2 separate regions of the Mus musculus genome follow, and region 1 is linked to region 2. The links are chromatin loops, found by intact Hi-C in ENCODE. Cell type or tissue: heart. All regions are shown on one strand. Links, peaks and the distances in the headings refer to the core of each region. The heading gives the core; the rest is flanking DNA.

Region 1 (16,282 bases), core at 5,447-13,446, 58 kb before region 2:
ATTTCCTATAGAAACCCAGGACTGCCAGCCCACGGGTGGCACCACTCACAATACTCGTAGGCTCTCCCCCACTAATCACTAATTAAGAAAATACCCCACAGCCAGATACTGTGGAGAGGCTTTGTTTCCTTTGTGGGTTGTTTGAGATAATGGTTTCTCAGTGTAGATCTGGCTGTCCTGGACTCACTCTGTAGACTGCGCTGGATTTGAACTCATGGAGATCTACCTGCCTCTGCTTCCCAAGTGCTGGGATTAAAGGTGTGTACTACCACACCCAGATTTATAGAGGCATTTTCCCCCAATTTAGGTCCCCTCCTTTGAAATAACTCTAGTTTGTGCTAGGTTGACATATCAAGTCCATGTGCATGCTTGCACATACGGCATACAGCAGGGTCAGACTCCAGAACTTTGAACCACCTGTCTACCTAAGTTGTGCTGAATGGGCTTTCCTCTTGGCTCCCAAAGTTCAGTTTTATGCTAACAGTAGAGCTTGCAGGGAACCCCCACAGTCATTAAGCACTGTACCCCAAGATACTGGGCAGATAATATGCCTCTAGAATATTATCTCATTTAATTCTCTCAACATATGGGTATCATTATTGTGTTTACCGTACAGATGATGTAGCAGACCAGCAAGGAAATACCTTACTATATGTGACATACATAAAGGCCAAAACCTCTCTTAACTCATGTCTATAGAGTTCTCAAGTCTACATTTCACTTCTAGGATCAACTCTAAGACTGATGCTCTCACGAAGATCTCAGGAATACCCACAAAGGGTGCCTGTCCTCTTGCTCTTGTGTGGGTTCTGTGTCTTACAAACCCACTCTCCTGACCCTGCTTCTCAGGTAAAGCCAGCACTGCTCCATCCCTGCTGCCACTCGGGATCTCAGGCTCCTTTTGAGGGAGGGGGCAGGTTTCCAGGAAGTCCTGCAGATGCCAACACTGGGCTGGTACCCAGGAGCTGCGGTATCAAAACTCAGCACTAAATCAGCTAGTGCCCCCTTCCTCACTGTCTCTCTTATCACTGAGTGGTGCCAGTGTTTATTATGCTAGACACACACACACACACACACACACACACACACACACACACACACGCATACACACACACTCCCCCCGCACACACACACTCATACACATTTACCTTGTGTGATTACTCTGCTTCCAGCCCCTTGGCTCTCAGAGCCCTCAGGGATACAGGTTACCGCCTGTGTGCAGCTTCTCTGGAGAACACTCTGGCTTGAGTTCATCAGCTTGCTCCAGGGAGGAGACAGAACAGCGGCAGAAGCAGACTTCAAGATAGGCCTCCTTTGTCTTCTCATTCTACACAGGACCACAATGTTCCTCTGATCTGCTTCTCTCTCTCTCTCTCTCTCTCTCTCTCTCTCTCTCTCTCTCTTTCTGAAAGTCTCACACATGGACCAACCTTGCAGGTATCCCTATGCCATTCAGCGAGACAGGTGCAAACATATTATTATGGTTTGAATATTACTGTCCCCCATCCCTACCAAAGTCATATATGAGATGCTGTACTTGGAGAGATCTTCAGGAAATATAGTCATGAGAGTTCCACCTTCGTGAGTGACATTAGTAAGACCTACCCTCTTTCCCTGCACTTGAGGAAACAAAGTTCAGATCTGCCAGTGCCTTGATCTTAGACTTCCCAGACTCCACTACTACGAGGCATAAATTTCTGATGCTTATAAACTACTCTGTCTAAGGTACTATATTATAATATGAACAGACTAAGACACACATCTGAACCATCGGGAAAAAATGTAGCCAATGGAGAGAGCCACAGTGTGCACACAGATATTACAGACACACATGCACACACACACACACACACACATGCACACACAGACATACCCATGCACAAACACACAATTAAGGGGCTTCATTTAAGTATTTGGATGTTGATTCCTTTAGTAAAAGAGCCCCTCATATTTTGCTGAGAATCATCTCTTTTCCCCACTTCCTGGGCTCCTGGTGGGAATTTAGAACCTCACATTTAAACCAAGTACTTTTATCCTCAGGAACTTTTCATCCAGTATGTTGTTCTCTTTTTTAAAAAAAATTTACATATATAAGTGTTCGCATCCATGTATAGTAGTGTGCTATGTCCATGCCCGGGGCTTGCAGAGGACAGAAGAGAGCAATGGATGCCCTGGAAGTAGAATAAGAAATGGTTGTAGCCATGTGTGGGTGCCGGGATCAAACCCAGATCCTCTGGAAGAGCAGCTAGTGCTTTTAACTGGCAAGCCATTATCTCTAGCCCAGCGTTGCTATATTTTCATTATATCACTTGTCACTGTGATTTATTATCCACTACTTATCATCTCTCTCCAATCACCCTGAAATATGAGCTCTGTGAGACCAGGCTCTTTATCTGTCTTACCCTGAGCTGTAAGCACAGGCCACGTGGCAAGCTCTCAGCAAGCCTTGGGTGGACAGAGGAAAGGATGACGAAGGGTTCAGTCTTTTGTTGCTGTCTCATCTTGTTTAACCCCAGCATGCATCACCCGTGTGATGAGAGACCCACAAATGCTACGCTCTACACTTCACCCTGAGGGGCTCCTCAGCAACCAGGACAACTGTGAGAGGCTGAGGGTGTCACTTCATCTCTGGAAGAGCACACAAAGGTGGGTGTTTTTGCTCTTTGTTTCTCCTGTGGCCAGTATTTGCACAGTGGCTCTCCAAGGCTCATCTGAGTGATCCCAGGGTACAGGAGCAACTTAAGGAACCCACTTGCTTCCTTCCTTCTGCCACTGAGTTAAAACAGGGAACTTGCCAGTCACCATTTCTACATCTTTCAGGCCATGTGCATCTATCTTCAGACTCCTCTCACCCTTCTAGCCCATCATTGGTCCGTTTGGTTGCTGTTGTCAGGGTAACGGTAGGCTGGCCCTTTGCCTCTAGGGGTATTAATGTGAGCCACCAGCAGGAGATATGCCAGCAGCTGTGGGGCCCACCTGTCTCTCACTGACTGTAGACCAGTTCCAGGCAGCTTGAGCAGCAAAGCACAGGGGCACACTAGCAGGCCGGGGCACAGCAGAGTGTGGGTGTTATATTGCCTCTGAGCACTGTGTCACTTTATCCACTGCTTAGGGACTAATGGATCAGGAGTATAAAGAGAAGGTTACAGCCATGTCCTTGGTAATCCATGGACTGTGATCTGCGTGTTCAGCCCACGTCAGCAGTTTGATTTCAAGGGTTGATTTGCGTATGCCAGTGGAAAACTCAGGGTCTTATCTAACCCATGAATTTCCAAAATAATTTAAAAGGTACTTTTTCAGAAACATGGCACTGTTAAAATTAGAAATTAATATATAACTTCAAGAAAACAAAGAAATTATAAAAGAAAAAGGTAGCTTTATAAATAGCTTAGAAAATACATATATACATGTATATATACTGGGTTTTTTGTTGTTGTTGTTTTGTTTTTTGGCAGGGGGAAGGACTCATAATTTGGTAAAATTTATCCAGACTGCTTCTTCTACTTAGCAAAATGTCCTCAGTTACTTCTCTATGATATTAGCCTTATGCTAAATGCTACAAAAGATATCACTGAGTGGCGACAGTACAGTTCACCTAACTATTCCCTGACAGATGGATGTACAGGTTACTAATGGTTTATTAGTATGATAAAAGCACTGTGGTAAACAGCTAGTGTGAGTCACATGGAAGATGAGAAGCTCACTAAAGGCACCAACACTTCAGCTCGCACAAAAGACCCAGCGTGTTTGGAGAGAGGCTGAGGGCCACAGTAGAGATGAACTGCATGGGTCCCACTGGCACCAAGTCCTGGGGTTGTGGTCCTGGGGACGCCGCTGGGCGTTGGGTAACAATTATCTCTGAACTCAAACATTCTATCTTAAAAGGAAGCAAGGTGGTCTAAGAGGAAGCAAAGCATTCCATCTTGAGGGGTTCACCGAACCCCAGAAAGTTAACAACTCAAAAGCTTTAGGAAGTCCTTGAAACCGAGTGGATTCACTTAGCCCCTCACACCACAATAAGCAATAAGGACTTCTGAGCCATACTTCTCTACTGGAAGAGGTGGGACAAGACCAGTAACCGGGAAAGGACACTGTCTAACCTACTAAGCTGCCTGAGGGCTATGCAGTGTGCTCCAGGTTCCCATCCATGCTGGGATGGGCTTTGTCAATTCAGCTGTCTTTGAGTCATTTCTGCTTCTGTAGGTAACCCTTCACCCATATTCCTGTAAGTAACCCAATAAAACTGTTTTGTTCACTAACTTGAACCGTTAGTGATTTCCTTACTTTAGTCTGTCATTGTTTCTCTTCACATCTCCCTGGGAATGTAACAGTGTGGCACAGAACTGGGCTGTGGGGAATGGTAACAGTGTGACACAGCAGTGGATTGCTACATTCTAGGTGGAAATGAAGTAGCAGAACATTGGTTCCATAGCAAACCTCAGCATGATTGTCCAAGCTGGGCTGAAAGGTCAAGACTATAGGAAACGCCTGCCTTCAGGGGCGACTGAGCAGGTGAGCTACTGTCTGCTGCCCTGAATTATTCAATTCCAGGAATTGGGGGTGAGACAAGACTGGAAACCTATTGGATTCTTTTCAATGTAACCTGGACCTGAGCATCGGGAGGGTCTGTAAGAGTGTCTCTCGCTGCAGGCTCATGACTGGGAACTTTTAAGTCTTGAGCTCACTAGAGAATCCTGGGCCTTACATATTTCAGCACCACTTTGGAGCCACCCCACTTTCTGGGTGATGGATGAGGCATTAAAAGTAAATTACAGCCTCAAGCTTTATACAAACAGAGATTGAGAGCTAAGGCAAGGGGTAGCCTGAGGGACTTAGGGGACACAGCTGGGAGAAGATAGCCCCTAATCAACATCTTAACTGGGAGCCCAGAGACCCCTAAGCTCCACCCACAGAACAAGCCACACCCCTGTCTCTCAGTTTCCCCATCTCTGAATTGAGAATGGCTGCAGCCTGCATCCCTCTTGTGTGAGATACTACAGCTTAACCACATTCACTGGGAAGTTGTCACACACACACTCACCATGTTCCAGCCCTTCCCTCTGACCAACTCCAGCATTGACAAGCATCCTTTCCCAGTGTAGTTATGTTTCAAGAACTTGACTTGATCCATGCAGTAAGCAAACCAACACGAAAGCCCATGTTACATTAAAATTTTGTTAAATTAAACTTTGTATATTGGAGCTTAGTGAGGAGAACTCAAGGTAGGAAAGCAAACAAGGAAGAGAATGTGGAGGAGAGGCCAGAGCTGAGGCACAGAATAACAAAGGCTTACAGACACTCACTTAGGGCACTGCCGAGGAAGAACACACAGTGTGGACAAACATCAGAGGGGGTTTGTTTGTTTGTTTGTTTGTTTTCTTGCTTTAGAAATTGGGCTCTTACCAGGAAAGATTTGTGGTTGCAGATTATTCTTCATTCATTTATTCATTTATTTGCATTTCAATATTCATATCTTACTCTGTTGCTTGAGTACTGACAGAAGCACAGGGCAGAAGTTTCTAAGACTTGGCCTAAAAGATTTTTCCATTAAAAGATAACCTGGCCCAGAGGTGCCAGAAAACCTGGGTACAAGCCTTCCATTTTCCAGCTCTGCAACACTGGACAAGTTATTCAACTTCTCTGGCCTTCATCACCCTTGCTTAGAGAATAGGAACAATGATATCATTCTTTCCTTTATCCTTGATGGGGAATAAATTATTTAAGAAAGTATTTAGAACAGAGCCTGCTACATCGTAATTGCCCCAATAAATGCCAGCCATGATTAAGAAGGGAGTTTCCAAGAAAGACAATGGTCTCATCTTCCAACATTAATGGCTCATGCTCTGCATCATCGTAGTTAACTATTTTGCTTTTTCCTTACATGTGTGATGATCTGTTTGCTTACTTTTAACATTTATCATGTTCAGCTCCCATTTTACAAATCCTTCTCAAATAGGCAAAAAAGGCAACACCCAAAAATCCAACACTTTAGCACCCTCCACCCAAGATCTGAGTTTAATCTGATCAGTGCTGCAAGCTGCACATTCCTGTCATACTTGAAGGTGTGTGGCAGGGTGTGACACTATTGCAGGACTCCAAGCAGGGTCTCAAGTCATTGCCCTGGCTCCCTGGAGCTTTGCAAGTGAGTGGGACCAGTCCCTTAGTTCACCATCGCTGCACAGCCCCGGGTACTCCCTAGCCCACTGCTGTAGACAGAGCCTCTGCAAGCACGGCTGGTCATGTCACAAGACTAAGGACGTGCCTGCAGGGATCTGAAGAGACAAACAGATGGAGTTGGTTTTAGGGTTCCACCCACTCCTTACTGTGTGGGTGTTGGTGACCTCAGAGTAGAGATGACCTAGAGAGCCTTGGATCTCATGAGTTGAAATAGCCCTTGTGAGGCGCACCCCTTTAATCCCAGCACTCGGGAGGCAGAGGCAGATGGATTTCTGAGTTCGAGGCCAGCCTGGTCTACAGAGTGAGTTCTAGGACAGCCAGAGCTACACAGAGAAACCCTGTCTGGGGGGGGGGGGGAAGGAATAGCCTTGTATGGATGGGGATCAGGAAGGACCTGTGACCCAGTGAAACTCTCCTCCCTGGGGTTCCAGGAGGTCAATCTCCACCAAGCAGCTCACCTGTCCTGGATATACATGACCTCTTCAGTCTATTCCCTGTATTCTCAATATAGAAACAGACAGAAGGAACCAGGGAACATGGAAGGTAGCCCTCCCTCAGGAGCCAAGTAATTGTTCCACAGAGTGTGCGGCGAAGGAGCCAGGCCACTGCTGGTGTGGCTCTGACTCCCTGGAGATGGTCAGAAGCATGGAGATGTCTCCGTAGTGGCCCATAGTCAACACAGCACGTTGTGGAGACCTCCAGGCTGACTTCACAGAGGTAACCCTGTCTGGGAATGGGGATGTGGTTGAGTGGTTGACATATGCCTGGCTTTATCTAACCAGGCCCACTTCTGAAGCCCTTCCCCTTTAGACACCTCACAAGTAGGGCTCAACTGTGACACATGACCACATTGGGTGAGTCCCCTTGGAGCTACGTAGCCTAGAGTCTAATTACCAAGACAATCAAATAGAGCTTCTCTTATTTGCTGTGCCCACAAATATTGACATAGCCTCTACTCTCAGTCATGCATTATAATAACTACACGATTACAGCAACACCTAACATGTATCATTTGCTAATATATGACTGGTACGAGAAAGAAGACAGAAGCAAGAGATGATGTCAGGAGAGGGAGAATAATATACTGTTTCACATGCTTTCTCATTGTGTCCTCACCAGAGTTTTGTTTTGGGGGAGGGGTTTGTTTGTTTGTTTTAAGATCTGTGTGTGTGTGTGTGTGTGTGTGTGTGTGTGTGTTTGTGCATGTGAACATATGAGTGTAGGTGCTTACAGAGGCCAGAATAGGGAGGTGTAGAGCCTCTGGAACTGGACTTACAGGTGGTTGGAACCACCTGATGTGGGCAATAGGATCTGAACTCAAGTCTTCAGCAAGCATTCTTAACCCCGAGCCATCCCTCCAGTTCCCTCTAGAATTTTAATTTACTATTTCAAAATTATGACCAATTTCCAAAAGACCTCTTAGAGCTCTGCACGGGGGCCATGTTGTTATGATTCCAATAAGGACTGAATTCTAGTGTGACAAGGAACTTTTCTTTGACAGGAGGTTGAAGTAGGAAGGCTTGAGACATGGTTTCAAAGCCTGACCCTCATAATACCAGAAGCCTTCTAGATGGTACAGACATCGTGATCACAGGGTCAGACATGGATGTTGGCGAGCTCGCTGTGTTATTTTATTGGGTTCTTATACGTCTACCTCCCTTCCAACCCTTATTCCACTCTGATCCCTTGTAACCCTCCAGCACTAGGTAGAAGAGAAAGAAGGTTAGAGTGGAAAGGTCCAACACTTAGACCCCATAGGCTACTTCCTGCTGATTAGGGCCATTGATCTCCTTGAGGCAAGTCCAATCTTTGCTGTCAGGACAGCTCCAATTTCTTTATCTCGTCAAACCACAACAACAATCAGGAGCAGCCGCCATCTTCTTCAGAGTACTTCCTGCCTCTCTCTCAGCTCTGGCATTTATGTACTCTCCAGGGTCCCCAGAATTAAACTATCTGCAGCTGGCAAAGATTACGCCCCTCCTAGAGCATGAGATAATCATAGTTAATGGTTGTGGACAAACTGAGGCAGCCCCATATCCCACACCTGGGATTAAAACAAGAACATAATTGAGTTTTTAAAGAAACCAAAGTTTTCACTACACACGGATGCAATTTAAACTCCTTAGTCTGCTTCCATAGTTTAGACTTATTGGCTGCCATGTGTCTCAGCCCCTGCCAAGACTAGTGTTATAGTCACCGTTTTGTTGCTATGGAGAGGCACCATGACCAAGGTGACTCTTATGAAAGAAAGCGTTTAATTGGGAGCTTGCTTGCATTTTCAGAGGTTTACTTCATTATCATGGTGGCAGGGAGACAGGCACTGGAACAGTAGCTGAGAGACTGTGGGACTGACATGGGCGTCTGCTACCTCAAAAGCCTACCTCTAGTGACACACTTCCTCCAACAAGGCCACACATCTTAATCCTTATAATCCTTTCAAATGGTGCCACTCCCCATGGTAAAGCATTCAAATATAGGAGCCTATGGGAGCCATTCTTATTCAAACTACCACAACTGCCTTCTCGTGGTCATCGGTTGTTGTTGTTGTGTTTGGTTTCAGGTTTGTGTTTTTGAGACAGGGTTTCTCTGTGTAACAGCTCTGGCTGTCCTGGACTCACTCTGTAAACCAGGCTGGCCTCAAACTCACAGAGATCCACCTGCCTCTGTCTCCTGAGTGCTGGGATTAAAGGCATGCACTACCACACTCAACCCCATAACTACCTTCTTAAGGCACACGGTCAGGTGCAGAACCTCTCTGGTGCAGCTTCCTTTGTAATCACAGAGATTGCATTAACTGCTGAAAGAAAATGTGGCTTTTTCTGAGGTGGGGTTTACTGACTACTCAGAGGTTAGTTTCCTTGGTCCTGAGGATTTAAGAAGGTGCAGTAAAAAGAATAGAGAACATCTCTCCAGTACCACACATAAGTCTGCACAAGAACTGCCAGGGATGTACAGATAATATCAGTCACGTAGCAGCAACTTCAAACAGTTTGCTCATACACAAAGTTTGCTGACTGACTGAATCTAGGCAGCCTGTGTGCAAAGCTAACTCACCATTCAGTCATGGAACTAAACTATGGTTTAGCCTTTTTTCAAAGTAAGAGACACATGTGTGACACGTTGCTAAGTCTTGACAGCTGTAGGTGTGTGGAGTTCCTCCACAGCAGCCCAAGGTGGCCCACTGACTGTCCTCTGGGACACAGATGAGCTGGGAACCAGAGCTCAGATGCAGCAATATCCAGCATCATTTAGGACAAAGCAAGAACAACTTGCTGGAGTGTAGAAGGGTTTAGGAGGGTTTAGAAGGTCATGCTGTGAGATGGTAGAAACAAATTGTTGGAGGATCTCCACAACAACAGAGGAGAGAGTGATATATCCTCAAAGGCACCATTCTGAGAGGTGAAGGAAACCATCAAAGCTTTCAGAGGTCAGGCAGAAACAATGCTGCCGGCCTAAGCCAACCAAACAGCGCGGCTCAGAGGCTGGCAGGTGGCAGAGGCCAGTGGCCCTGATTTCTTATTTCTGTCCATCACTCCGCGTACACATTGTGCTGTGCTGGACTTGCCCTCAGATTAAAAACTTGCTGCTTTGCCTAACAAGCGGACTTATTTATAGACTGTTACTATGTAAAGCGACTCCACATTTCTAAAGTGACAACAGGTCCTTAGGCAGAATTCTTGGCTGTGACACAGCAAAAGTGTTTTAGAAAGATTAGCCTGTCAAAGGTGCTCTAAATAGATACAAAATGAAATGGGGAGAGCGGAGACAGAATAGGGAGTGGGCAGGGGGAGGCCTTGGCGTACTGAGCACAGCGTTAGGGGAGAGTGATAGGCGATGCCAGAGCATGGCACACTGCTGACGGAGTTGACCAGGCTGGGAGAGGGGAGAAAATTATGGAGGATCTTAAAACAACAGGCAGAAAAGGGAATCTGGATCAGCTAGACAAATTTTACCTGAAGGTAAAATTCTGGGTTTTTGGTCCAGCTGCCATTGCCCATCGATCTTCTTACTGACTGGTTGCAAACCACAGGCTACCCATTCTTCCCAGACTCTGTTGTCTGTTTTTAAGTGTATGGCTCACACAAGTTCTACTACTCAGTCCAACTCATGGGCTTTCATTTTCAGTGTTTTCAGGTAAATCGTAATGAGCCCAACTCCCACATCATGTCACCTCTTCTTTGGCACACACAAAACAAGCATGGACCTAAGTGAAAGATGGGTAGGATGGTCCACTGCAAAGCACTTGACTTGGATCTGGCTGCATTTGTGTAGTTTGGTGCATTCAGAAATAATGCTATTGTGGTTTTGGTGTGAAGTGTCCTCTACAGGTTCACTGTTTGCACACTTGGTCCTCTCCTCAGCTGTGGACTGTCTGGGAGGTGGTATAAACTTCAGTAGGTGGGACCTAGCTAGAGACAGTAGGCCCCTGGGGCCATGCCTTTGAGGTTAATCCTGGTTTCTGGCTCGCTCTCCTTGCTTTCTAGCTGACACCCATGAGATGTTTCACTCTTCACTATGACAAGCTGAGACCTCGGAAGGATGAGACAAGATAAACTTCTTCCCTTTAAGTTGATTTTCTAGGTGCTTCATGTCATAAAGTACCATAAAATTAACATGGATGCTTGCAGATCACTTCTATAGATTAGAAGAAATTTGTACGAACTAATGTGATACTTTGACTTGCATTTTAATATGTTTTATTATAAATGTCTAGAAAAAAGTTAAAATTGGATATATCGGAAAGACAAATTATTCATTGAGTCAAGGAAGCTGATGTTCAGAAGTCAGTCAGAAATGTAAGACAGGATGTCACTGTGAGGTTGATGATCAATGCCAGAAACAATAGACAAAGGATGCATCAATGCTAAGTGAAAATAAAAGGCTCTGTGATGGAGGTGATTTCTGGCCCAGGCAACTTAAAAGAAAAGTTAAGGAAGACATGGAGGGAGAGAAGAAAGGAGGTGGGGGGGGGGGTGGAAGAGAAGAAAAGAAATATTTACAAGGTGTAACTATACCCTTTATGAGGCATAAATATACCCAAGGAAAGTAGGCAAAAATATTTGTAGCAATTTAAAAACAAAAGAGGCACAAGGAAGAACAGGATGTTATGGTTTGAATATGCTTGACTCAGGGAGTGGCACTATTTGCAGGTGTGGCCTTGTTGGAGTAGGTGTGTCACTGTGGCTGTGGGCTTTAAGACCCTCATCCTAGCTTCCTGGAAGTCAGTATCCTGCTTGCTACACCTTCAGATGAAGATGTAGAACTCTCAGCTCAGCCTGCACCATGCCTGCCTGGATGTTGCCCTGCTCCCACCTTGATGATAATAGACTGAACCTCTGAACCTGTAAGCCAGCCCCAATTAAATGTTGTCCTTATAAGAGTTGCCTTGGTCATGGTGTCTGCTCACAGCAGTAAAACCCTAACTAGACAGATATGCATTTCCACAGAGCCACAACTCCCTGAGGGGACTCAGGGCTGCAGCAGAGATGGCAAGCCATAGTCTCCAATCCACTTCTGTAAAACAGAGCCATCACTGGGGAAGGGCTGCCAGCTCTGACCTGTACTTCGCAAAGCTTCTAGAAGCAGCCATGTAATGAGCTCTCACTTAGAGAATGAGAGCCAAGTGCTGTGCGTGCTGTGCTGAGGAGGATGGAAACAGTGAGTTCCTGGATTCAACAGTAATGGCAGGGAGGCAGGGTGGAAGGATGCTATGTTCTCCAGTAGAGAAAAACCCACCTGCTAACAGGGAAAGCTACTGTGGACCAACACATGGCTGAGAAGCAGTCTTCTTTTTAATAATAGGGCAATTGTGGCTTTTGCTTGTTTTTATACTGAACACTGGCCTTCAACCAAGACTGTAAAGGATGACCAGATGGAAAACGGAAGGTTAGGCAAAAGGGCTAAGGGGAAAATGGGAAATTACAGATTAGAGAAGTTAGACTAACCCTCCAAATTCAGTGTTATAGGAATGGAGGGTGCTAAATGTTCAGAAGGAGAAGGAGGGGTTGGATGAAGGGGAAAAGACATTAGACCTAGACTGTAACAAGAGTATTCAGTACCTCTCAGATTCGGGCAAGCATTTCAAAGGCCTGAGACCATGTGACTAGAACACTGCCTTTCTTTCTTTCCACTTGTTTTGCTGTTGGGCTTTCCTCTCCTGGCTCCAAAGGACCATGAACTTTAGAACATCCCCAAAGGACTCCACAGCATGGTCCGAGACTCATGGAAATGTGACGAGAGCTCTGCCATTTACACAGTGCAGCAGAAAAGCCCCTAGCTTAGCTGCTTAGCGGGAGCCAGTGCCTCACACCAGGGACTGCAGTCCAGTGGGATAAACCGGAGGAAGATTTGTTTGTGAAACTGAGTTCTAGCCTTGAAGCAGACTGACTGATGGCAGCACCCCACTGGGGACAGCTCTTCTCTTGTCTGTGTGAGAACAAACTGTACACCTGTTGGTCAGGGGAAAGGGCCACAGCAGGGCTGGAGTCTGCTCAGAGGAGGCAAGACTCCAAAGGAAGGAGGCCAGGCTCCAAACAGGCTTTGGGTGTTTTCGAAAGGCTGCTGGAAATGGGTTAAATCACACAGTCTGCTTTCTCCTGCCTCATTTAGTTCAACCAGTCTAAAAGAAGCCATAACCAAATCTTCAGTGACCTTTAAAGAGGCGCCTGTTCCCACTTACAGGTCAGACTGCATTTTGGATCAGACCAAGGTCCAAGCCTTCACCCACCCATAGGACACCAAGGAGTGACTGGAGGGGGCATGGAGGGAGAGTGTCTTTGTCCTCATTTCTATTGACTCCCCAGAGCTACCACAAATACCAAATGAAAATTTCGATACAGTTGTCAAGAGCTGAAATGCAAAGAAATGTATCTCCAGAAAACAGTCTTCTTACAACAGGTTCCCAAGTCCTCACTTGTTTTGGAGCCTCTGGCCAGGTATGGTGGCTCACACCTTTAATCCCAACAGTCTAGGGAGGCAGAGGCAGGCAGATCTCTGTTTGAGGCCAGCCTGATCTACATAGTGAGTTCTAGGACAGCCAGAGCTACATAGAGAAACCCTGTCTCAAAACATTAATTAGCTAATTAATTAATTAAATTCTGGAGGTCTCAACGGCTTCACGAAGGACTGTCATCTTGAGCTTGGTGAATTGTCTGACCCCATTAATGGTTGGTCCTCCATCTGGAAAGAGGCCAGAGAGAAGGCTCAGTCTGTGAAGTGCCCATAGCACAAGCATATGGACCCCCGTTTGGAACCTTAAAAACCCATGGAAAAGGCTGGGCACGGTGACATGTGCCTGTGACCCCAGCACTAGGGTTGCCAGAAGGTGGAAACAAGCAGAAGCTTGAAGCTCACTGGCCAGCCAGCCTAGCCAAGCAGTTTCAGCTGCAATGACAGACCTGTCTCAAAAACTAAGCTGAAGAATGATCAGGGAAAGGCTCTCATGTCAATCAGTCCTCCGCATACCCACACACGTGTGCACATGCCCACACTAACAAGTACATACACCACACACAACCTACAAGTATAAATAAATATGGTCTTAAAAGAAAGTACCCCATATGCTGTAGTAAGGGCTAGGGTGAGGTGGTGTGCTGTGTCTGCTTGCTCCACTCGCCCAGCTCAGCACCTGTCCTTCAAAAGGTGAACTGAGCATGGGGGGTCCGGAGCAAATATGATGTGCATGTCTTCATTTGTCACAAGGAGCCCAATATACAGAGCAGCTGAGTTCTCCAGTGGAGTATTTTCTTTTGGGAAGAAAACCAAGTCCCTTATCTGACCCCTTCCCCTCCCCAAAAGCAGAAACTCCAAGGGAAAACCCCTAAATCCAGATCATTAAAATACGCTGCTCACCCTGGACTAGAAGTGCTCCCACAGTCTCCAGGAAAAGGGGGTTTCTGGGTGAGCAGGTGTATCTCCTCCTAGAACCAGGCTGTTGCCTTCGTGGGTGAGGCATCCACTCCATTGCCAAATGAGCCTGGGCTAAGCCAAATTCAACTCTTTCTTGGTCCTGTCAAGAGCTCCTACTCTGTTCTCTGGAGCAAGCCATAATAAACACAATCCCTTTCTACTCCCCTTTCCCAATTTCGGCCGGGATCCTTTCCACTGCTTCAAAATGATTCATGCGGTTCTAATGTCCTGGTTTTTCATGTTTGAATTTGCTTCTGTTCATCAGAGGGGGGAAAAATCCTAATTCCTATTAACAATAGAGGCCATAAATCAGCTCCAAAAGCCTTATAGGTTAAACCAGGCAGAATGAAAACACATCTACCTGGGCCTGGTAGCCGGCTGTTGAGACAACTCAGTAAGAGTGAGTACTGCTCTTTTGAAGGACTCACATTTGGTTCCCAGCGTCCACACTACACAGCTCACAACTGCCAGTAATTCTTCTGGAGGAGCCAACTACCACTGGCACCTACAAGTACCCACACTCATGTGGTCATACCCACACACATAATTTTAGCCCCCTCCCCCCACGGATCCATTTAACCCTCACACTCCTGACACACACACATTGATCCGTACACTAAGAAAGCCTTTCTTTTAAAATCAAGTACATTATTAGTTCATATCTAGTTTGGGTCAGTTATACTATTTTTGTTTATGATGGTGTTTGTTTGTTGTTTTTCCTCTTTTACTCCAATAGTTCGCACTGTTCTCAAATTCACTACGCAGGAGAGGGTGGGCAGGAAGGCGGAGCACAAGGGGGGGGGCAACTTGAAACTGTCGAGGCCAGCGTGTCAACAAGCACTGCAACACCTATCATTAAAAATAATCTTAAAGCACAGCTAGGAGCCTGAGACAGGCCTCAAGACGCCAGTTACTATCCATTCCTAGATTCTGCTACTCGGTCATGCCTAGCCCAAAGCCAACAAAGGCCAAAAGGTAAACTCCAGGGCAATATATTTAATCAGTTATCTCTTATCTCGAAATCATTCCTGGGTTTTAGGCAACACAATCTATCCTTTAACTGAAAGCTAAAACCCCACAGTAATAAAATGCAGTTAATTATTTCTTCCTTTGTTGGCCCAAGAGTGAGCTTTTCTCAGAAAAGCTCACATCACCCTGAAAGCTATGTTCTTCTCACCTCAAACAGCCTTGATAAATAGACTCACGAGACTGAAGATGGCTGATTCTTTCTTCTTCTCACCCCATCTGCCCTCCTTGGTCCTCTAGCTTCTCTCTGTTTTTCTCCTTTTGTTAAATGGCTCCTGACTCTCTAGTTCTTTTCTATTGTCTCTGTCTTTTAAGCTTCCTTCAGAGACCTGTTCCAGGAGACTTCGGTCCCTGAGTGTATTTCTTATTGCCAGAAATCAAACGTTATACTTGGAAATAGAAAGACGAGGGACCCCCAGGCACAAAGCATCATCAGAAGAGTAGCCTGAAACTGAGACAGCAATCCAGTGCATCAGGGCTGTGCTAGAATGAATGCTGAGACTCTCAGAATTGAGCAGGAAAGCACCGGCATCAACCTGCTGTCCAGCTGTGGCTCTGAGACCATCCAATCATTACCCAAGTGTCTCATCAGAGCAAATACAATCTCCACGCTCTGTAGCCTGTGGGTGATTCTGACACTGGCTTTTCTCAAAGATGAACAATCAAAGAAAGCAAAACCTGCCTTGGGAGTGTGCAAAGCAATCAGGTGGAAGACAAGATGAAGAGCATTCCTCTGACAGCAGCTTCCCTTAGGAGACGAGAAAACGTTTTTTTTTTTTTTTTTTTTTTTTTTTTAGGAAAGTGCAAAAAATAGTCTTGGAAGAGTGTAGGAAGAGACAAGTTCTGTGAAAGAAATACAAATTAGTCACCAGGAGGGTGGATGCAAGGATAATAGATCGACATCAGCATCAAGGTGACATGGGTCAGACAAGTAAGCTTAACAAAATAGTAGCCAGTAGTATAGTACAGTTCTCAGTGAGTGAGGAGAAGCCCTGGGTGCATTGGGAAGGAAGTCTGGACACCACAGTGAAGATGAGGTGAAGTTTCAGTGTTGGGAAAGAAGACAATAGGAGCAGAAGACAGAGAGCCCAATTCAAATTAGTGTGTGTGGAAGGGGTGGAGCAAAGAAACAGGAAAACAAGACATCCCTAGAGAGCACTAGAGTACTTGG
Region 2 (16,282 bases), core at 5,251-13,250:
TTCTGGGATTGGAGGGGGAGAAAGGAAGACATCAGTATTCCCAAGGAGCAGGCAAGTCACAGTGTCTTCTCCCCTGCAGGATTTTGGATCTTCCTCAGCACCGCCCCCTTCAAATGTGTATGTAACCACGGGGGAGAAGTAACATCCTGCCAAAAATTCACTGACTCATAAATGGGAGATCATTTCTAGAAAATAATCCAGTCTTTTTTCTTCCTTCCCCCTCTCCCTCTGTTTACCTCCCCTGTCCCTTCTGTGTTTGAACCCAGGGCCTTGGATATGATAGGCCCTACCTGAGTTTATATTCCCATATATTTCTAGCCCTTAACTAACTATTCTGATGTACACACACACACACACACACATACATACATACATAAACACACACACACACACACACACACATACATACACACACACACACACACACACACACACATACATACACACACACACACACACACACACACACACACACACCACTTTACCATTCACATGTTAATTCATTCTCAGTTGAATCCTCCTGTAGCCCATTAGAAGGCTATGGTGGCCATACATAAGCTTGCTTATTTGTTTGTTTGTTTATCCAGAGCTAGAGGCCTTGGACTTGGCTAGGTAAATACTCTGAGTTAAATCCTTTATCTCTGAGCCTCACTAAAAAGAACAACCTCTCCCCTTTTAAGTCACTGGCACACTGGTCTAAAGGGAGGTTCCTCCCATCCCTTTGGGCTCTGCTGGCCTTGTGAGCTCTGGGTCTAGTGGATGAGGCAGGACAGCCCTGCTCCTCCGGGGCAGCACGCTCATGTTTATCTCTTCCAGAACAGGACAATGCTTGATGAGTCAAAGCTCAGGAAAAATGTCAGCAGTGTGTCCTGCCCAGGAAGTCTGGAGATTTGCTTCCTGGGAAGTGTCTCTTTGCTGTGTCAGCGATTTTAATGCCCATTAGAAAAAGCTCTCATAACTTTCAGAGTCTTGGAAGCTCTTGTCTTGCTAATGTAAAACCCTGGAGAGAGAGAGACAGAGACACAGAGAGACACACACACACACACACACACACACACACACACACACACACACACAGACAGACACAGAGAAAAAGAGAGACAGAGAGAGAGGCAGAGAGGGAGGGAGGGAGGGAGGGAGGGGGGAGAGAGAGAGAGAGAGAGAGAGAGCACTAGAGAGAGCGCCCATACTCAAAATAGCGGGGCGTGCCCTGAGGTGGACAGTCACACTAACCTATTACCCTATTACTCTTTCTGACTTTGGTTCCGTGCAAGAGAATCCATCAGGGAACCTGTTTGTAAATGGACCCTGGAGCAGGCTGCAGGCTGGCTATCTGGACTAGATGAATCTGTGAGCTCTGCGTGCAAGGAAGAGACCCTGCCTCAATATATAAAGTATAAAGGTATAAACCTGTCATAGAGGGTTCAAAGGCGTAGGCGACTCAGACGCCAGACAACGAAGAAAGAGGAGGTGCCTAGGGTCTTCATACTCTAGTGGAGTAGATCCCACTGCTGCACTAGAAGCAATATGGCTCCCCTGAGTTTCCTCTGTCCCTTGCAAGACTGGAACCTGCCTGTCATTATCCAGGAAGAAGAGGTCATGCATTCTTTGAAGAGGGTGACCTTGAGGGTACTAGAAACGCTCAGTCCAAGACACCACAGCTGAGTTCAAGGTGCTGCTGAGGAGGTATGACACACTTGGGCTTAGCTGATGACGAGCTCAGCCTCACACCTACTGAAGCAGAGTGGCCTCGGTCTTCTCATGACAGCCCACATGTTTGTTTCCTCTGGAACATGACACGTATTTGATTATCCACACTCAGGAAAAGTAGGAAAAGTGTCAGTACTGTGCCCTGCCCTGGAAGTTTGAGTATTTCTTTTCCCATGTTGCTATGTCAGCACTTTTTATTAATACTCTTTTTTTTTTTTTTTTTTTTTTAGGCAAGACCTATACTGTGCAGGTAGGAAACAGGAAGGTCTGTTTCAGGAAAAATCCGATGAGCTCAGAGGAAAGATGCAGGGGTGACCCTGGAACTCATCCATCCATAAAACAGCCCCTCAACACACCCTACGGAATTTTGCATGGCCACAGCCTCCACATTCATAACTACTCCTGTATTATTTTCAGATAGATAACCCAGGCACAAGGGGAGAGGAGAACTTTTAAAAACAAACAAACAAACAAAGGAAAGGAAAATTATAGTTCTTAGAATTAAAAAAAATCAAGGCAGGATTCTAGGTAACTGAAAGAGACGAAGCAGAGGGCTGGTTAGGTTCATCTTTCAAATAATTCATATAGTGAGAGAATACAGGAAACAGGGGTGAGAAAGGACAGAGAAAAGAAAAACTGACTGACACATGCCTGTCACCTTAGCACTTAGGAGTCTAAGACAGGAAGACCACAAGTTTGAGGCCAGTTTGGACCACATAGTGAGTTCAAAGCCAACATAGGCTGTGCTGAGATACTCTATATCACCCTACACACACACACACACCACACACACACACCACACACACACATACACACACATATACACACACACATACACACACACACATATATACACCACATATACACATACACACATACACATACACACCACATACACACACACACATATATATACACCACATACACACATACACACACACACATACACACATACACATACACACCACACACACACACCAATTAAGAAAGAGGGACGGAAGGAACAATGGATGGGTTTTTTAGGCTGAAAGCCCAATTAATTCCCAGCACAAAATATGAAAATGCCCCTAAATCAAGGGCTGTTATTATTATAAAGATGATTCCAGAAAGGAAAGACAGGTCACAGGTAGAGAGAATTAGAAAGATAAATCTAAGCAGCCTCAAACCCTCAGCAGCAAGCCTTGAGCCAGAGAAAAACACGAGGGGCACTTTCAAAACTCCAAGGGATCGTTTATAACCTAACAGAGGATACCATGTTTGTCAAGCAAGTGTTTTTATAAAGCGGGGATATTTCAGACTCATGGCATAAAGGGAACATGTATCTCCCATGTCCCCTTTAAACCAAGAAGAAGGAAGGCGTGGGATGCATGGCCTAAGGCATCCCTGACCCAAAGAAAAGCGCTGGAAAACTCCAGACTGGAGGCAAAAGAGACAGTTTGCAGGGGGACAAGTTGGACAGGTCCAGCTGGCTTAAAAATCGTTTTATTTTTAAGAGTGGAGGAGGAGAGTGAGCCTATGCGTGTGAGTAGCTGCTGGGCATAGATGCTGGGAGCCGTACCTGGGCTCTGTGAAGTACTCTTGTGAAAGAAAATGGATGGCATTGGTGTGTGTGTGTGTGTGTGTGTGTGTGTGTGAGAGAGGAGGTCATAACAGCTGGCAGTCAGTAGACAAACTGACGATAAATGCCTAGAAAACTAAGCTAGTGGGAGATGGGATACAGAGAAATGCTGCTTATCTTTGGAAAAACCTAAACACTTGGGGGAGAGGTAATAGAGCTATCATACTGAATGGCTAAATTGTGATCGGCGCGCGCGCGCGCGTGTGTGTGTGTGTGTGTGTGTGTGTGTGTGTGTGTGGTCATCACTGCAGAAACAGTGAATATGTGTGATGGTTTGTATATCCTTGGACTAGGGAGTGGCACCATCTGAAGGTGTGGCCTTGTTGGAATAGGTGTGACCTGGTTGGAATGGGTGTGTCACTGTGGGTGTGAGTATAAAATCCTCACCCTAGTTGCCTGGAAGTCAGTCTTCCACTAGCAGCCTTTGGATGAAGACGTAGAACTCTTAGCTCCTCCTACACCATGCCTGCCTGGATACTGCCATGCTCCCACCTTGATGATAATGGACTGAACCTCTGAACCTGTAAGCCAGCCCCAATTAAATGTTGTTTTTTATAAGACCTGCCTTGGTCATGGTGTTTGTTCACAGCAGTAAAACTCTAACTAAGACAATGTGTATCCAACTAAGATTTCGGTGTGGTTCTACCAGGGCAGTAGCAGTTCTCAACCTGTGGGTCGAATGACCCTGTCCCAGGGTTGCAGGCCAGATACCCTGCATATCAGATATTTACACTATGATTTGTAACAGTAGTAAAATTGCAGTTATGAAGTAGCAACGAAAATAATTTTAAGGCTGGGGGTCACCACAGCATGAGGAGCTGTAGTAAAGGGTCACAGCATCAGGAAGGCTGAGAACCACCCTGCTAGGGGCTAAGAAGGGAAATGGATAATTGGGACACCTAGGTAAAGCAGAGATAAACAGTTGTTTTCTGCAGTAGGATGTTAACAGAGAGGATCCCAAGCAAAAAGAGGCAGCCGTATACTTGTGTTACTTAGAGATGTATATATATGTGTGTGTGTGTGTATGTGTGTGTATGTGTGTGGTGTGTATGTGTATGTGTGTATGTGTGTGTGTGTGTATGTGTATATGTGGTGTATATATGTGTGTGTGTGTATATGTGTGTGTATGTGTGTGTGTGGTGTGTGTGTGTGTGTGTGTGTGTGTGTGTGTGTGTGTGTAGGGTGATATAGAGTATCTCAACACAGCCTATGTTGGCTTTGAACTCAGCTAATATCTCAATGAACCAGACAAGAGTTTTAAAGATGTTGCTTCAGGGAAGGAATAAAAGAGGGAGTGGGGGTGGGTCTGGCTGTCCCAGTACCTCGTTCAGGTGTCACACTCTCACGCACTTTATTGATGAGGCTAAAAAGGTTTTCTACAAAGCAAACACAGAGCTCTTATGCTCCAGGAAACTACAGATGTCAACACACCTGTGACTCTGGGACCTGTGTCACAGAAACCTTGGACCAGAACCACACCTACCCCCAACCATCTCTCCTCTGTTCACAGTGAGACAGGGTTTTAAAATAGGGATCTCCAAACAGAATTAATAGAGCCCAAAGGCAGTTATCTCATTGTACCCGGAGTTGCAATAAGACAGAGTGGGAACCCTATCTTTTCAGACTAAAAGTTATTCCAGGAACATGTGTCAAGATTCAAATCTGTGACTTGGGGTGTGCTGTGGAAAGGCTGGAGAACGTGAGCAGAGGGAGTCATCCAAACAAAGGGTTGTTCCCGACACAGAGGCAGAGCAGCCTGAACCCCCAAATATACCATATAAGGTCTGAGTTCCACAGTTAGCTTATTGTGGAAATTAAAGGACTGAGTCGGTGTTTGGATGCCCGGCTCTGCTTGCTGGCCACAGCATTCTGACCATCCCTGTTCATCTAAACTTTCTGCTGGTTGATCCACGTCAGAGACTAACTGGGCTCTGGACTGAGCCCTCTTTGTGTTTATTTGGTACTAAGATTAATTGTAGCTGTGCCTAAGATTAGCTGGGGGCCACAACTTTGACTGAAGAGCCACTTTGGAGCAGAATCATGAGCAACGTCAAGAGCCTAAGCCAAACGACAGCATCCATAGGTCTTTTGGTTTCTGAGTCGGCACAAACACAAACTGTGTGCTGGAAGGGCCTTTTGCTTGTCTCTAAGCTGTGTGCAAACTTTATTTTTGTATTAACGGTACTTTCAGCTTCCCTCTGGGGCTTTTGTTTGGATGACAGAGGGTGAGGTACAACCACCTCCGACTTCAGTGAGGAGCAGGACACAACACCCAGGCTTTGTCCTCTATCAGCTTGATGCTTGGCTTTGGACAAATCTGGGGTTCCCAGAGGGATCTCAGTGGGGCCTTGCTTCCACAGTGAGTATCATTTGGTAACCCTCTATTATGCCTGGCCTGGCTTCCTAGCCCAAGACGGACCATGTGGGTTTCAGGATTGGTTCTAAGACCCAAGCCAGCCAGTGGCTGAGTACACACATGGAAAACATCTGCGAGTGACCAGCCCCACATAAAATCCTCAGGGCTACAGTCTTCCTGGAGTACTTTCAAGTTTATTCCCAGGAGACAATGTAGGCCGCCAAGTGCCCTAGAACCTCCTCCATGCAGGAGGCTGGAAAAAGTTGCAAAGAACTATTAGTTTGAGATCTAAACATGTCAGTATTGCTGTGATAAAAGTACTCCAAAATTCTACTCTGCTAAAAGCTGTCCCTTCGGGTTCTTTTCTGAACTTTTGCATGAGGAAAACTTCTTCAAATGACTCATAGGCATTTATATGACGCTCAGAACCACCCCACTTAGGCCTTCGTTCTCTCTGACACGAAACACATTTCACTGGAGTTGCTGGTTGGGAACAATGACTCTTGAGGACTTAGAGCTCCATTATCAAACTCTCTTAAGCTTTTGCTACTACGTTGGCTTTCACAAGGTAGAAGACTTCCTAGGCCTGGTGTAGAAGGTCTGCTGCTGTTTGTGCCCCGATCTAAAAAACTGTTACGAGGTGTAGCATTTGAAGTGAAAAGAGAGTCAGAACCTTTAGCTAGCAAGCATGCTGGTGTCACGTACTTTTCTCAAGAGTTTGAGGCTCTGTCTAGCAACCAGCAGAAAACATGGGAGCTGGGGATGAGCGCCTGCTGCCCAAGCATGATGGCTGGGCTATAGAATCTCCCAGAACTTATGTAAAGTTCAGGGAAGGCTGATGGCTAACTGTATCTTAGGGCTTTGGGGGTCGAAGCCAGGATTATTGGGGCAACTCTGTATTCACCAAAAGAACATCAAAACAGGAAGGTGAGGTGGGAGAGCACACCTTTAACTTTTTTTGTTTCACTTTTTATATTTTTTTTAGTCATAAAAATATATTTTGAAATATAAACTTTGTAAAATGGGAGAATTTTGTTTATGAAAGATGTCATGAGTTAAAGGCCAGGAGGTCGTGGTTTGGAGTCCCTGACTGAGGACAGGACAAGGGCGGGCATTATCCAATGCCCTGGCAGCTGTGGTCATGAGCAACTGGTCTCCTTCATCACAGCAGCTTATTCCACGGCCTTTCATTTTGGAGCGAAGGTTTCTAGTTCCAGTTCGTCATGCTACCCAGACTCCTTTAGGTTCTATGACAAGATTAGACTGTCTTAGAAGCTGAATATCACCAGCACTGTAACTGCAACTAACAAAAGCAGGGTAAACATTTTTTTTTCTCTAGGCATCACTTAGACCAAGTTACATTTTTACGTGACCTAAAACACAAAATACATAAATATAAGAATAGTGAAAATGGATATTCTCTTCCTTTTGCTTATTATATCACCTGTCCAACAAAAACTCTGGTGTCTATTGTGTGGCGGGTGCCCTGTGTGGCCCAGATGCACCCTAGTTTCCAGTGAGTAGTCACTAACCTGTGTGGGAGTAGATATACCACAAGGCCCCCGTCAGGAGTGCTCCGATCACAAATGCTGCAAACGCAATGCCCATCACGGTGAGCGTGTCCAGGCCGTGGAAAATCTCTAGAAGAGGGGAAGAGATACATACATGATGTCAAGCTGTCTGTTTCACACTTCAGCTTCATTCTCACTTCCCAAGCACGGTCACAGTAAGATCAGAGATAATAATTACAGTAAACTCTATATTTTGTTACTGGCAAATCTGCTGACAAAGGAAAAGATGGATTGATTGGGCTTTTACATATTCTGTTTGCAATTTATTCTGAGCAAAGTGATTTTTTAAATAAAAAATTTCCAGCTTATTTAATTTACTTTGTTTGTATGATTCTTTTGCCTGCATACACTTAAGTGGACCATGGGTGTGCCCCTTGAATCTCCACGGACCATGGGTGTGCCCCTTGAATCTCCTATCTTAGAACTGGGGTTCTGCATGGGTACGGGCCACCGTGAGGGTGCTCGGGACCCAACTGGGGTCATCTGCAAGAGCAACAAGTGCTCTTAATCACTGAGCCACCTCCCCAGCCCCCCAAAATGTCATTTTAAAAAATAAGATTTATAAATGCCGTGATACTTTAAATCTGTGGTCTGAGAACCTCGGTAACGTGAAAAGTCACAAGTTACAATACTTTAGACGGTAAAGAACCAGGAGTGCACGGCCTTAGTCCCGGCACTCGGGATACAGAGCAGGCAGATCAAGATGAGTTCACGACCAGCCCCGTCTATACAGTGAGCTCCAGGCCAACCGAAGCTACACAGTGAGACCCCATCTTTTAAAAAAAAGTAAACTTCCCACTATCAAAATCAGCCTTGTTGCTTCTTCCTTGGGTGGTTGTAAGCAATGAGGCTCACCGTAGCCTTAGCGGACTCTGAAGTGTTTTTGAGAACACTTATAGAGTCAGAAAGATGAGAGGGGAAGAGAACAGAACAGAATGAATTATTCTTGTGCATTAGAACACACCTCAGAGTTCACAGTAAGCCCCAGCCTTAATCCTCATGAGCAGCCTCGCTCTAAACAACCTGCTCTTTGACGCCTTTCCAACTCTGCTCTTTCTGTGAAGAAAATTACTTCTCGTGGGTGCCACGTCAGTTTTACAGTCAGCAAAACATGTAAAAGAACTAATTGTTCCTCTACTTGGCAAAGTTGGTTTTTTTTTTTTGTTTGTTTGAAATTGACTTCAGCTCTCAGAAATTGGATATTTTCTTTCATTCAAGACTAAGTATCTTTGAGTTAGGACTAGTTTGTAAAGAAGTGTTTGGTAAGATAAAAGTCTGTCTTAATATATACACACACATACACACACAGACACGTTAGTGTGTGTGTAATTTTTTTAAATTGAAGGTACAAGTTTTCTCCGTGTCACAATTTCTTCTTTTACTCCATTCAGAAGCAACCCTAACTGAAAGCTCTAGAAATGAAACCTCTGCGCTTTTGAACTCATACCAACACAAAAGATTCAGCCATAGGCAAAGGTGGCCCCTGAGTACCCAAAGCCATTCGAAGGCTTTTGTTTAGTATTGCCCTATGGAAGGCGTCCCGAAGGACCCAAGCTCTTCCAGCTGCATGCCTGCTGGTGTGTTCATTTACATTCTGGAATAAGGAGGGTGTCTCCACCCACCAGAGGCAGGAGGTGACACAAGATGAGTCAGTCTGACAGAGAGGCAGTCCTGGGAAGGAACACAGAACGAGAAACCAGGAAGAGCCTGGTGGAAGTTACAATGGCAGGTCAACCCTTCAGGCCACGAAGCTTAATCTAGTCCATGGGACAGATACAAAGAGGTGCTGAACCATCAGGGTTAGGGTTATGCCTACAAATGCAAAGATAGCGTGCTCCTAAGTCTTTTAGTAAAAACATCCTGAAATTCCAAAGACAGAGATGTCACTTATGAAAATAAGCCCAGTGGGTCTGTTACTGAGTTTGTGGTTCTCCATTATTCCATAATCTCCTGGAAATAAGTCACTTAGAAGAACATAAAAAGGGCTTTCTATAAAAGTACTATAAAGAGTGATTTGTATAAAGCACTCTTGAGACAGAGATGGGCGAATCTCTGAGTTTGAGGCCAGCCTGGTCTACAGAGTGAGTTCCAGGATAGCCAGGGCCACACAGAGAAACCCTGTCTCGAAAAAAAAACAAAAAAACAACAAACCAAAAAATAAAAATTAAAAAAATAAAGAAAAGAAAAAAAAAAGAAAGTTAAAGAAAAGAATACTATGTATGTCTTGCGGTCAGCAATGGGAACAAGTCCTGGGAGTCTCCAGGAAGAAAACAATACAGACTATCCTCACAGGGACATATCATCTAGAACTCTGGGTGGATGGCAAGACGCCAAGGTGGAGTCCTGCTTCTGTGCCAATGATAACCATGGAAACTCACTTCAATAATATACAAAATGATAACCACCTACATGACTCCCAACTCATTGCCCTGTACCAATGGTGCTGAACACCGGTATGCTCTTACTCTCCCTAGCTCTCTCCATCCCTTGACCTAAAAATAGTCTTGAATGTGTGGTGCTGAGTTCCTCTCAGCAGGTAACCACCACAGGCAGAATTTGAAGCAAACACTCCAGATTGGATGACAGGGAAAAAACAAAAAACCCACAAATAATTAACTTGGTAAAGTGAGGCTGTAGCCTTCCCACTCTGGCTACATGTGTCAGTGGGTCAGCAAATTAAGGTTTTCATGCAGCGAAGGTAGAGACCGCAGGAATAGGAAGGGAGGGGGGTGAAGGAAGGACAGGGGAAGGGAAAAGGAACGCATGAGAGGAAAGGAAGAGGAAGTGGGCAGGACTGCCCAGTACTCCTTATCAGCTCAGCTTGGCACGACTTCTTCCCGAACCAGCACATTCTTAGAAAAGGCCAGAGGCTTTGCCTGGAAATAGTTGCATAAAGACTTACGTGGAGGAGGAGGAACCGGACTGGACTCCTTCATGTTTGGAACATTTTCTGAAACAAAAGCATAAGTCACAATGCATTCCACTGACGTAAGGGATCATCGGGCTCAGCAGAGCAGACGTTTTTCTATTTGTTTGTGTGTGTGTGTGTAATCCTATGGGGGTGCTACTGGAGGCTAGTATTGGATTCCCTGGAGCTAGAATTATAAGTTGTGGGCCACCTGACTTGGGTGCTGGGTGCTAACCTCTGGTTCTCTAGAAGGGCACCCAGCTCTCTTAACTGCTGCGCCATCTCTCCAGCCCCATCTTAATAAATACTTTGTGAAACCGCTACCAGTATTCCTCTTTACATATCAAAAGTCCATCTCAGAAAAGTTAGGCACTGTAGTTTGCTAATGAGAGATTACAGAGAAGGAAAGCCAAAGGCACCCGAATCTAAGGGCTCTGAGTCTGACTGCGCGCATGTATTCATCTCATTATCTATACAAGGGTTCAATACCGACAAAAACCGTGCATCTCCAATACAGTCACAACACTGTTCCCGCTTTTAAACATTCTCTTAATAATTTACAGCTTTCAGCTGGGCATAGCGGCAGGTGTCTTTAATCCTAGCACTCAGGAGGTAGAGGCAGGTGTGTTCGAGGCTAAGCCTGGTCTACATAGAGACCAGGGTTTCAGGACAGCCAGTACCACATAGTGAGACCCTGTCTCATAAAAACAACCACCACCACCATCTACTGCTGTTGTAACTTCTCTACTTAACCACACGGTTAGGTTTGGCTTCGCTATTGGTGTTACCAGATTCATTCTCTTCTCAGCATATTCCAAATGTTTTCTCCTACTGGGTCCCCTCACAGTGAACTCCCGAGACCCCCAGGGACTCTCCTTTGTATACATAGAAAAACAAGTGCGGTCTGCTTCCAATGAAACATAGTATCTCCTCTCCTTTCCCAGGTCCTGACGCTGGTGGCTCCTCCTTCTTTAAGGTTTGCACAGGCTCATTCAATTACACTTATAAACTAATTCCTGCTGTGCTGGCCCTGGTCTCTCCACATTGCTCATCCCCCTTTCCTGTTACATGGGCTGCATCCTAACACGCTAGAGTGCCAGGCAGTGTGGAGGTTCCCAGCGTTTCTTTTTGTCCAGCCTTCAGGAGAAGCTGGGACTTGGACTTCTAGAGGTGCCTGGTGACAGGTGCTTAAAATGCTGACACCCTTTTGGAAAATGGTGGAAACAAGAAATAAGATGACAAAAAGTTTAGGTGCGTCAATAATTCTGTAGCTTCGCAGTCGTAGAAGGCCACAGATCCGAGAGGTTTTATATGATGCTAAACCCTGTTGAGGCAGGCAGAGAAAGAATTTGCAATTACTACTTTACAAATGAGTGTGGTCTGAGACTCTGATATCCTGTGACCTGCCCAAGATCACAGCTGGGAAGCATCAGGGCCAAGGGCTGAGCCACAATTTCTGACTCTTGCCTCCAGGCTACAGAGGAGTGCAAGTCCTTGCCCTCAGCTGGGGAAGTCCTGCCTTAGTAACTACTGTTACTTAGTAACTGCTGTTACACAGGGCTTGTTGCTCTCCACAGTGAGATGGGCTTAAACCAGGGTGCCGACACTGTGGCCTGGGATGGGAAATTGCAATTTGAAATGATTTATTTAAAGAAAGCAAAAGAAGAAGAATATTGCATGAGGTGAAAATTACATGAAATTCAAGTTTGTTCCATAAGCACAGTGCCCTATGATCTGAGCACTTGAGGCAAGGGCTGGATATGTCCCAAACCAAATGTATTATCTCTCTGCCTTTCCTAGAAAAAGGGTGAAGAACCTGTGGTTCAGGCTCCACCTTTCTCTTCAGAGTTTAAACATGGTCTGTGCTCAGTGTCTCTCCGTTTCAGCTCCTTCATTCAATAAAGACACACTTTTCATTCATAGCAAAACAACTCTGACAAAAAAGAATTTGTGGAGTTTAGACCAAAATTATGCAAGCTGGCCTTATTAAATTAAAAACAAATAATAAGGTTGACATCGGGAAAAGAGATCGTTGCTTGTTCTCGGGGCTAACAAGCTCAGTTGGACCAAGTCCAATTCCTAAATGATCAATAACTGTATGGATCCCTTAAAGTGAGGATCATGGTGGCCCCCGATGAGGAAACGTTTGTGCTACATTTTGATACAATTACCAAGAAAATTAAAGCGCTTTAAAAAAAATCAATTCAGAGGGCCAGGCATAGTGTATCGTCCTATAACCCCAATCCCTGGAAGGCGGAAGCAGGATTACTGTTCGTTAAGGGACAGGTTGGATACACGGTGGCTTTGGATCAGTTTGGGCTGCATAGTGAGACTCTGTGGTGTTTGATTGCTCATGTGACACAAGGCAGAAATACCTCGGAGGAGAGTTGTACTGAGGGGCTGTCCACATGGAGGTGTGGAAGCATGTCTGGGGGAGGGGAGGACTATCTTAAATTAATTGATGTGGGAAGACTCGGTCCAGTATGGGAGGTGTTATTCCTAGACAAGGGTCTTAAATTTGCACAAGAGAGATGGAGCAAGTGTGTGCGCAGAGGTTTCTTTCTACTCTTGGCCCCTGGTATGGTGAGACTAGATTCTTGAAGTTCCTGCTTTGATTTCTTCCAAGGAATAGACTGTAAGCTAGAACCACAAACTAAATAAACGACTCCCCTCTTCTATGTGGCCTTTTTGTTGTTGTTTGGATATTTTATCACTGCACAAGACATGAAACTAGAACACTGCCTTAGGGGGAAAATAATACAATTCAGTATACAGAACTTGCACTCGTTGTACCAACTATAAAATGCATTTAGGAGGGGCTGGAGGGATGACTCAGTGGTTAAGAGCACTGGCTGTTCTAGAGGACCTGGGTGTGATACCCAGCACCCACATAGTGGCTTACAATTATTGGTAACTTTAATTTCGGGGGTCAGATGCTCTCTTCTGGCCTCTGAGCCCATCAGACAGGTGAGTGGCACACAAATACACACAAAGGCAAGACACCCCCACATATAAAATAATAAAATACATTCTTTAGAGCGATGCACTTTCTGGCTGGGGGTGTAGCACACTTGGTAGAGCACTTGCCTGGGTATCAGCTTCGTGGCAGCACGAACAACACTCACTCTAACATTTATAGATTTGTGCAGTACGATAAAGTAAACAAAAATCCTGCTCCTTTTACCTCCACCGTAAGAACTCCATGAAGTGGAAGCATCTAACCACAAAACCCACCTACTTTCAGGAATTAGCAGTTTGATTCACTGAAGTAAGCGCAAAGGCATTTGGCGGTCTCAGCAGTGTGCATCACGCAAGAAGTGTGTGCACACTCACTTCTGGGAAGAGCTCCATGGAGTCTTCCGCCTGCGGTTAAACTTTCTCACTCAGAATCCCCAAGTGGTTTGAAAAGAATGATTCTCCCCGGGGGAGACCTCACATGTAAGCATTTAGGTTTTATGACAAGGCCTTCCTGATGGATGGTATTGTTTAAAAGTTCTTAATGGACTTAGGGTGTGATCTAATACTCTCCCTTTGCCCCAAACAGGGGGCTCTCCCAGAGAGCTAAACAGAAACACCCCTGCCTCATTTCCTTGAGTCAAGTCCCTTCTTGACTATCTGTGCAGAGACAAGCCTACACAGCAGGGCAGAGGCTCCAGGGTTTATCCTCTAACAGTTCTTGTTCCCCATAACCCCTGAGTATAACTAAAATAGCGTCGGCCGTAACAATATTGACTTTGGGCTTAGGGGAAAAGACTGTTAAAAAGGAATCCTAGATATTGCTGTAAAGATAATTTTAACAGTAGATTTCTTTGCAGAAAGAATACACTATAATCAACATTCTGGAGCAAATCTTTTCATATACTCTGAACAACTTTTGGTTTACCTCTAGAACCAAAACTTCCCCCCTCCGGCTGTTGGGCAGGGCTTTCGTGAATGCGCGAGCCTGGGGTGGGTTATGCATGAGTAACTGACACGGCTTTTGGCCTCCCGTTTTAATTCAGTTCTTCTAAACACTGGAAGCCCTAAAAGGCCCACAAAGAAACAAAGCATCAAACTGGCACACACACACACACACACACACACACACACACACACACACACACATCTGCTGGCATCTGGCAGAGGGGAGCCAGGGAGGAGGAGACTTTGTGCAGTTGTTCAAGAGTATTTTTACCAACCTTACCTCCCTGATTCTGACCCTTCCTCTGGGCACTTTTCAGTATCTATGGAGTCCCTGGCAGTGGTCTGTCACCTTATCTGCACTCTGCCACTTGACAATGGGAGTAGGGGTGAGGGGTGGGGAGTGGAGATGGGGGATTGGGAGGCTCTTTTGAAACTTGGAGACTTCTAGAATCCTACTGGGTTGTCACGACCTGGTTGGGGGTGGGCACGGGCATCTACTGGGTAGAAATGAAGGATGATGCTAAATATTCTACAGTGCGCCTGAACGAGTTATCCAGCCTGGGGAGGATGCTATTCAGAGTGAGAAACACTGTGCTAGAAAGACCTTACAGGCTTAGTAGGAACCCAGTAAACATGTTTTTATAATAAACAACCCAAAGTATCATTTCATGTTCTATTACCAGATTCTTTCTCGCAGCGTAACATTTACACGGCTTGCAGAGCCGAGTTCCTAAGTGATCGAAGTACTGGAGCTCTCCTCAACATCTTATTTCCTCTTCTGAAACAGGGCCTTCCTATGTAGCCCTGGCTGGCCTTGAACTCACAGAAATCTGTCTGCTTCTGCCTCCCAGGTGCTGAGATTAGAGATGTATGCTACCATACCCAGCCTTCTTCTCAAGATCTTTTGATGTTTCTTAAATTTCAGAGGTATCTCTTGGATGACTGACAGATGAAATGGGCCATGGGAAGTCGTCAAACAAGATTCACCATGAGTAGTTGCTAAAGCTGGAAGTGGTGTGTTCCTGGGGAGGGGGCGGGACATTCCATTTTTGTATACATTTAAAATCTTCCAAAGAGCAGTTTTCAAAATGTGAAGAGGCTGGCATAAGCTGAGTTCTCTCCCCTGCTCCCTCCGTGAAGAGAGATGGATGAGTCCTGGCTCTGCCAGCTCCTGAGCGCCCCTTCCCTGTTCCTCTCCTCATCTTGCCCTTAACCTGAGGACAAACTTTTTTTTTTTTTTTGAGTATTTTTGGTTCTGGAAAAATCCAAAAGTGTTCCATAAAGTCACGCCTCTTTTAGATCAATTTCCAACTCACAGACCTCTGCTTTCCAAAACCCTCTCCTCCCCTGAAAGAGCCCTGGTTTGGCAGAAAGCAAAGCAGGAACTCCGCATTTACTGACAGCCCGTGATATGCAGGTGCTTTTATTTTCCAATGTGGAGAAGATCCAACATTTCAAAAGTTTAATTTGCTAAGAATTAAAAACCGGGTATAAATCGTGGCAAATTGGGAAGCCTGCCAACATGCTTTCATGTCCCAGCAGTGATGGCAAACCGGCAGCGGCTCAGCTATTTTAATTGTTTTGCCAGAAACCATAATACGCATCAGCTATTTGTATCTTCTGCTTTTGTGTGTGTTTAAGTTATAAAGTCACAGAGTGTCTGGGTTTGCACTTTTAAACACACTCTAGCATTTTAACCCTATCATGTGGGTTTTCGACCCCTAATTTTTTTCATCTACTATTTAGCTGCTACTCATTAGAATACTCGGGTGCTACATTGATAACAATGGGATGGGGAGGGGGAGAAGGGGTAAAGGGGGAGGGAGTGGGGGAAGTGGAAAGGTGGGGGTGTAGAGGTGGGGAGGGAGAGAAGTGAAGGTGGGGAGGGAGGGGGACAGGGTGGAGGTGAGAAGGGGAGGGGGTGGAGGTGGGGAGGGTAGAGTTGGAGAGGTGGGGAGAGTGAGGGGCAGGGGAAGGAGGGGGAGTGGGCGGAGTTGGGGAGGAGGAGGGGTGGAGGTAGGAGGGGATGGGGGAGTGGAGGGGGAAGGGGTGGAGATGAGGAGGTGACTCCCCATAGTACCAGCAGATGTATGTTTGTTTTATTAAAAATAGGAATTAGATTACACGTGAAGGTTTGCAAAAGATGTAAAATCAAAAGAATGGGTTTGAATCCTGGTCTGCTATATGCAGGTGTGTGTCCAAGTTTGATAGAGAGG

What was found. Hi-C counts contacts between places; a loop is a spot of excess contacts. Peaks named below come from ENCODE experiments on the same cell type or tissue, not always from the same donor. Only the 100,000 strongest peaks of a DNase experiment are listed, where the experiment ranks them.
Region 1: a loop joins it to region 2, with 1.8 times the contacts of the local background. A loop is called at or near these places in 1 of 42 quality-filtered maps.

The regions. Positions count from the first base shown.
Region 1 is chr5:107,052,702-107,068,983 of GRCm38, forward strand. It overlaps Gm33474 (a long non-coding RNA gene), which reads left to right. Exons shown (of 5, transcript XR_001784912.1): 2 at 728-849; 3 at 2,517-2,646. Among named protein-coding and RNA genes, the nearest start is that of Gm33474, 12 kb to the left of the region's middle. In heart, for the core only: no CTCF peak of the experiment used is centred there; DNase peaks (open chromatin) are centred at 9,750 and 12,390; H3K27ac peaks cover 4,965 bases.
Region 2 is chr5:107,111,203-107,127,484 of GRCm38, forward strand. It overlaps Tgfbr3 (transforming growth factor, beta receptor III), which reads right to left. Exons shown (of 17, transcript NM_011578.4): 15 at 10,158-10,205; 16 at 7,217-7,324. Among named protein-coding and RNA genes, the nearest start is that of Gm42146, 25 kb to the left of the region's middle. In heart, for the core only: no CTCF peak of the experiment used is centred there; DNase peaks (open chromatin) are centred at 5,769, 9,639, 10,089 and 11,599; H3K27ac peaks cover 2,404 bases.